Linked DNA regions of Mus musculus: region 2 is linked to region 1. Evidence: chromatin contacts called from ENCODE Hi-C or POLR2A ChIA-PET data. All regions are on one chromosome and are shown on one strand. Each heading gives the region's core, a stretch centred on a gene start or an enhancer-like site at or near the end of the contact. The rest is flanking DNA. Distances are from core to core; before and after follow the strand shown. Region 1 holds the start of Adhfe1 (alcohol dehydrogenase, iron containing, 1). Region 2 overlaps Vxn (vexin).

Region 1 (3,718 bases), core at 883-3,382:
GCCTGCCCCGCGAGAAGCCGCTGCCCCGACCACGGCCGCTCACCCGCTGGCAGCAGTTCGCGCGCCTTAAGGGAATCCGTCCCAAGAAGAAGACCAACCTCGTGTGGGACGAGGCGAGTGGCCAGTGGCGGCGCCGTTGGGGCTACAAGCGCGCCCGGGATGACACTAAAGAATGGCTGATCGAGGTGCCTGGGAGCGCCGACCCCATGGAAGACCAGTTCGCCAAGAGGACTCAGGCCAAGAAAGAACGCGTGGCCAAGAATGAGCTGAACCGTCTGCGGAACCTGGCTCGCGCGCACAAGATGCAGATGCCCAGCTCAGCCGGCCTGCACCCTACTGGACACCAGAGTAAGGAAGAGCTGGGCCGCGCCATGCAAGTGGCCAAGGTTTCCACCGCTTCGGTGGGACGCTTCCAGGAGCGCCTTCCCAAGGAGAAAGCTCCCCGGGGCTCCGGCAAGAAGAGGAAGTTTCAGCCCCTCTTTGGGGACTTCGCAGCCGAGAAAAAGAACCAGTTGGAGCTACTTCGAGTCATGAACAGCAAGAAACCTCGGCTGGACGTGACGAGGGCCACCAACAAGCAGATGAGGGAAGAGGACCAGGAGGAGGCTGCCAAGAGGAGGAAAATGAGCCAGAAAGGCAAGAGGAAAGGGGGCCGGCAAGGACCTTCGGGCAAGAGAAAGGGCGGCCCGCCGGGTCAGGGAGAAAAGAGGAAAGGAGGCTTGGGAAGCAAAAAGCATTCCTGGCCTTCTGCTTTAGCTGGCAAGAAGAAAGGAGTGCCGCCCCAAGGTGGGAAGAGGAGGAAGTAGCGTTCTCCCCTCGGGACCAGTTCTGAAAAGCTGGGACTGTACTAAAAGTTAACTTGGGCGGTATAGGTGGCCGCTGCCCTCAGTGACATTTGACATTAAAAGGACGGGTTTGCCTTCCCTCGAGTCAGTGCTGGACGAGTTAATAGAGACACTGACTGGAAATTGGTGTATTTTGAGAATTATAGAAATGATATAGCCAGAACCAGGAATAAGTTAAGGCCTGCCTTTTTATCTTGACTTTGGATACTGCGTTACAGTAGATTGGTTTCAACATTTTTGCATTATTTTTATAACAAAGCTTGTGTATTTATCAAAGCGGGGAGGGCGGGGGAAAATTATATCTACCTGTGATTTGCAAGTATTGTAAATGGATGCAGGTACCTGGTGTTGCTTTTAACTTTTACTGTCGGTAGAGGTTGCATGTGAAGCCAGTAACCTGGGCACCAATATGGAGTGTGCTTGAGAAAAACAAAGTAGTTACAGTGGTTCTAAAAAAGACCCCTTGTTTTAGGAAAACTTTGGCCCTAACTATAATATTAAAAGTATAGTGCTTTTTGGTGTTGGTTCAGGTGGTGCATTTGGCCAATGGATTGCTTTAAGTCCAGAAATAGTTGTCATTTTGTTTGTAACCGGTGGCTTTTGTTTAATTGGCTTGGGTTTTAGATATTGTCAAAATATCTGGCATTCACTATGGAACCAAGGCTGCCCTGGAACTCAGGGCCAAGTGCTGAGATTATAATCGAGCAGCAGATTTCATGTTTATTTCTGTCCTAGATGTTTTTCCCTGTTTCATTGTCTTATTTTGTTCTTAATAAACTTATCTTTGCATAATTAGTATTTGCATTATTTTTGTAAGTTATTAATAGCAATTCTAGAATTGAGGAAGGGGTGTTTTCTTTAAAGCAAGTTGGTCTGTCAGTTGCTAGCAGTTGGGAATTGGGTTGGAGGTTACTCTTAGTGTGGTTTCAGTTTTATAAGGTTACTTGTAGAAATGCAAGGAAAGCTCAACTTGTCTCTTAACTCATGGAAACACTGGATTGTTAGTGACTTTGGGTAAAGCTCTAACTAGGCTCATCTTTACTGAACTCTTCCACTGGAGAAGAACTATAAACTCTTCCAGTTTATAGTTCTAAGTATCCATGAGAACTTTATCAAAGCCAAGCTGTTGACAGCTAAAAGTAACCTCTAGCCCAATTCCCAACTGCTAACAACAGGACTTAACTTTCAGAGATTAATTTGGGGTTTTGGTTGGTCAGTTTGGGGCCTTTTTTTTTTTTTTTTTTTTTTTTTAAGTTTACGAAAAACCCAGTGGGGTTCTTGCCATTGAGACATTTCAGAGTTTCCTGAGAAATGAGCTAAGACTGGGTCAGGTGACCTTGCATTGGAGGCAGAAGTTTTCCTCCTGGAGTCCAGCAGCGACCGGATTGGCTGTTAGTGGGGGTGGAGTAGGCGGCGAACAAGGAGAACTGCCATGGCTGCAGCTGCACGCGCTCGAGTCACACACTTGCTGAGGCACCTACAAAGCACAGCGTGAGTACAGGCTGCACTGAGGGTGCCTCAGTGCTCGGCAACCCCGCGTGCACCCAGCTGGGCAGGCAGTCATCATCGGGATACTTTACAGAATTCAGAAAAACCACAGTATTCCCTGGGCTGTCCCTTAAACAATGATAGAATGGGATGGTGCAATGTGGCCCAGCTACCACTAAGGAGATCTTCCAGAGAAGCTAGCCTGCTCTCACAGTGAGACAAGTAGTGTAGACTTTGGTGTCCCTGCGACGACAACATATCGAAGTAACACGTGTATGGGTCTATGTGCAGAAACAGCTCTTTTCTGAGACTACAACAGGGAACGGCTGAAGAGCAAGGGCTGCTCAAGTATCCAATGAGGGGATATTGCACCTGTCTCAAGTCTCAGCAGATGGGTTGTAAACGGGAAAAGACCACAAGGAGTTACCCTCCCTGACCCGGTTCCTTCCAGAAAGGCCCAGCACATGAGTAAGTGTGTGTGAAGGGTCAGAGTCAGCAGGGAGATGAAAGCTGCCGGGAGCTAGGGGGAGGCGAGGGACTGGAGAGAAAGTTGTCGTTCCAGGGCCCAGCACAGGGTCTGGGGCTGCCTTCCAGGAGGCAGTAAAGACTGAGAAGTGAGTGGAACACAGTTGACACATATCAGGTAGTATACACTGCACGTGAACTGTTGGTAGCAGTAAGTGTAGACCAAGGGGAGGACCAGAGTGAGCAAAGTGATTCAGACATGAGTCACTTATAGGACAGGAAGGATAGTGAGGAAATCAACCCAGGTGGACATCCTCAGAAGGCAAGGGTGGCCCAGGCAGGAACCTCAAATAAGGGCTAGAAATGAGTTAGTTCGCCTTAGAATTTACAGTAACATGAATGAATGGGTGGGAAGAGGCAGCCGTATTCCCAGCACTGATTTTAGATGTCTTTCTTCCCTTTGCTTCTCTTGTCCTTAGAAGTTTAATGCAGAGCAGAAAAATCTAGTTGTAAGCTGGGCCTGGGCCTTGTCTGCTTTCCTGGTGGAAGTAGGTGGCCACTAGGTGCCAGCCTTGCTTTATGTTTTTTTCTTAATCTCAAATTCTAAGATCCTGAGAGCCACCGAGTAACCTTTTCCTCCCTTTACCTTTTCCCTCCCTGGTTGTTTTAATTCCAGATTTGAATTTTGGCGCGGTCTGGAGGAGGCTTTGCAGTCAAGTAATAGCTATGGCAAGGTCCTCTGAGCCATAAAGAGAAACAAATGAAAAGGAGAAACTGAAGCCAGAGGAAGGGACTGCCCAAAAAATAGCCAATGTGGCAGGGAAGGGAGGGAAGTTTCCAGAAAAAAAAAAGCAAAACCGTGCGATGTACATAGGTGACAGAATCCAGGAAGGAGATTGTGTGAGGTGTTCCTGCTGTAG
Region 2 (3,459 bases), core at 940-3,439, 72 kb after region 1:
TCATATATCAAACGAAAAACAGAAAACAGAGAGAGCAAACTTGAAGTAACACAAGTCTTTAAACTTCTAAAGCCCATCCCCAGCAAGGCTACGCCTCCTCAGCCTACCCAAACAGATGTACCAACTGGGAACCAAATATTCAACTGCCTGAAGATATAGGAAACATCTCATCCAAACCACCACATCTGCCTTCAGATTAATGGCTATGTATCACCAATGCCTTGGGTTCCCCAACTAGAGCATGTAAATTATCATGGTACCTCCTCTCCCTTTATGGTGACAGTAGGGACTAAATGAGGGTGTAACTGTCTCTAGATCAGGCACAATTGATTTCAAGACCCATTTAAGATGTTAGACTCTACAATGCTCAACCCCTTTATGGGAAATGGCATAGTAATTGCATATAATCTATACACATTTGTCTTTGTCTACTTTAAATCTTCTGTAGATGATTTCTTAAATACCTTATGTGATATAAACATTATGAAAGTCGTGGTTATACTGCATTGTTTAAGCTAGGGCAACAAGGAAATTAAATATGAACTTGTTCAATACAGGGTTTTGTGTTTTGTGTTTTGTTTTTTGTTTTGAAAGAGAGTCTCATGATCTGTGGTATGCCTTGGACTCACTTGCTTTGAACTCTTCCTCCTCCCACCTTCACTTTCCTTGTTGGGATTACATGCATGGATGTGTGCTACCTTGCTTCATGCAAGTATTACCATGCCTCTCTCTCTCTCTCTCTCTCTCTCTCTCTCAATATATATATATATGTATATATATATATATGTGTGTATATATATATATATATATACATATATATATATACAACTTAATCATTATTATTGTTATTGTTGCAGTACTGGGTATTGAACCCAGGCTCTTTCCTGTCCTGAGCAAGTTGCCTACTACTGGACCAAACACCCAGCCGCACAAATGCAATATTTTTAAGTACTTTTTAACTATGAATGTGGGGCCTACAGGTAATGAGGCCAACCATCATTGTGCAGTTTATGCCCAGCTCAACGCCTGGCACACTTTGAAGATAAGCTGCTGATACTAATTATCCAAGTGTACCATTTATTGTGGTTTGATCTTGGCAAGGTTAAAGGGGAATTTTCTAGACCAACTGAATTTAGTAGCATCTGTCTTTGGGTAAAACCATAAGGGGAAAAAAATGATTCATGAATTAGGCAACTCCTGGAGCAGGTTCTTCACTTAACCAACACCACTGGCAGGCAGAATCTACAGAAAGGCACAGAAAACAACCAAGCAACCAATGAATCAACTGGTTCTCACTTAACTAGTAAGTTGCTTTCAACCCAGCCAGCCGGCAAGCCACTGGATATGTGTAACCATTTAAGCTCAGCTACTACGATGAAATGCTGTTGGGTTGGGTTTGGGCATACCCAGTCCACTCTAAAGTTGCCTACAAAATATACAGATCTGCATGGGTTCCTGGCATCCAAACTCAGTCATCAGATTTGCATTGCAGGTGCTTTTAGCAACCAAGTCATCTTCCAGCTCCTACAATTTCTTATATTGGCATGTATATGATGAAGTTGGAAGAGAGAATATGAGACAGGGATGAGATCTAAGTGAGGGAGGGAGCAGGAAAGGAAGGCAAGCAAATATGAGACAAAGCAGACAGGACTGGAATGAGGGAGAAGGGGGAGACCAGCAGGAAGAGCGAGGACTAGGGTTGGAAGTGGAGGGGTAGGGTGGGTTTGAGCAAAGTACACAAGGAAATGCCATCATAGTGAGACCCATTCTTTTAACGAATTTCTTGTGAATTGAGGTCTAAGGAAAGTAGGAAGTGCTGAGGCCACATTCCATGAGCACCTACTGTGAGCAGACACAGTGTTAAATGCTGTGTTTTAGTTGACTTAATTTTTTCCGGCAGTTTGAGGCTCCCAGCAAAACTGAGCTGAAAGCACACATACTTTCTATATCTGCCTCCTACCTGCACATGTGTGGCCTCCTCCACTCTGAACATCCCACAGCGGCATACTTCTCATAGCTGTTGAGCTGCATTGAACTTAGTTCCAGCTTCCTGGAAGAGAGTAAGGGGTGACCCCACTTGGCAGTTAGCATTGCCTGCCAAGCATCATAGTCCTTCACTGCTTGGTACAAAAGCCCAGAGAAATTCCTTTCTCGGCTGGATAGCTAGCAAGATAATTGATTCAGGAGCAGAGAGAGGCAGAACTCTGAGTACAACTGAGTAATGTCTTTTCTGTTCAATCTCACAGTGGGGATTTCTGAACCCAAAACATCAAATCTGTGTGGGAATCGAGCATATGGGAAGTCGTTGGTAAGTAAAATAAGCCAGATTAATTGTATGCACTGTGCTCAAAACTTCTTGATATGTCTTTCTGGTGCCAGAAAGAGATAGTGTCCTTTGCCCTGAGCTGAGGATTGTTAAAAAAGCAACACTGTTGTTCTTCGCTCTTGGAAATAGCCACTCTGTATACTCAGGATACATTACTCTCTGCTCCTCTTTCAGAACCAGAATTCAGTTTACATGCAAACAGAAGCTGTGACTTGCTAGCATCTCATGCATGGGGGAAGACACAAAGGATCTGGCCAGATAGCAATGCCCAATTAATTCCCAGGTGCAGCTCTGGGGTAAAAGGATGTAACGTTCTCTAGCACTAAGAGAGGCTGTATTGCAAGCCCAAAACACATGGCACCGCAACATTTGCTTATGGCAGACTCGGCGTCTGGAGAGGGGTCTCCCCTTGCCTTGCATTTGGATTCATTCTGCTAAGTGTTTTCTGTTTAACAAACAGAAGCATTGCAGAAATCTCTTTCTTCTTGTGGGACACTAATATCATCATAGATGCTCCACCTAAACCTAGTTACTGCCCAGAGGCTCCACTTCTAAATACCATCACACTACAGGATAGGTAGGGCCTTAACAAATAAGTTTAAGTCAGGCACAAACATTCACTCCATAACAACCAGTCATTTCAGGACAGGGTACTTCTGGGAGCACCCTTTATGGGTCAGGTTCACTGAGACTCGAGGACTGAAGGGTAAGATGTATATTAGAGATCAATACCAGTCTTGAGGGAAGAGAGGTAGCTTAGGTGGAGGGAGTAACTGAACTAAGATCCAGGCTTAACTCTTTCATGTGTAGGCTCTAGGGTTTAAGTTGCCCACACAGATGAGTCTCAACGGGGTGCAAATGGCTCAACTTTTGTCTTCCTTCCTCACTCCATTAGGGTGTGTGAACTATCCCAGAAAGCATGTGACTCTGGGCAAGGTGGCCTGCGGCAGAAAGACACTTTCCTACTCTCTGCCCATCCTGAAGTTGAACAGTTTGTCCTGTCTTAAAGAGGGATTAGGGGGCATGTCCCCATATTTACCTCCACTTTTTCTTCATACTCTTCTAGGGATGAGTGTGGCGCTTCCTCTCACCCAAGAGAGTCAGTGATGAGTGGGAATCATCTCAGACATACC

What was found. A loop is a pair of places that touch in the nucleus more often than their neighbours do. ChIA-PET counts read pairs that join two places held with the same protein, here RNA polymerase II (POLR2A).
Region 2: a loop to region 1 is called in a map of adrenal gland, with 2.6 times the contacts of the local background. The contact joins the enhancer-like site here to the promoter of Adhfe1 in region 1. A Hi-C loop is called at or near these places in 2 of 37 maps with a recorded cell type or tissue (adrenal gland and heart). POLR2A ChIA-PET finds 5 or more read pairs at or near these places in 1 of 5 experiments (embryonic stem cell).

What each region holds. Positions count from the first base shown.
Region 1 is chr1:9,545,816-9,549,533 of GRCm38, forward strand. Adhfe1 (alcohol dehydrogenase, iron containing, 1) reads left to right here and starts at 2,133. Exons shown (of 14, transcript NM_175236.5): 1 at 2,133-2,336. The coding sequence starts at 2,278. Rrs1 (ribosome biogenesis regulator 1) reads left to right here. Exons shown (of 1, transcript NM_021511.2): 1 at 1-1,640. The coding sequence ends at 806.
Region 2 is chr1:9,617,590-9,621,048 of GRCm38, forward strand. It overlaps Vxn (vexin), which reads left to right. Exons shown (of 6, transcript NM_178399.4): 4 at 2,247-2,308. It overlaps 2610203C22Rik (RIKEN cDNA 2610203C22 gene), which reads right to left. Exons shown (of 5, transcript NR_015470.1): 2 at 3,366-3,459; 3 at 1,961-2,050. Among named protein-coding and RNA genes, the nearest start is that of 2610203C22Rik, 12 kb to the right of the region's middle. Within about 2 kb of position 2,190, at least 1 of the 3 ENCODE cell types and tissues checked has a DNase peak (open chromatin) inside an H3K27ac peak, as active enhancers do.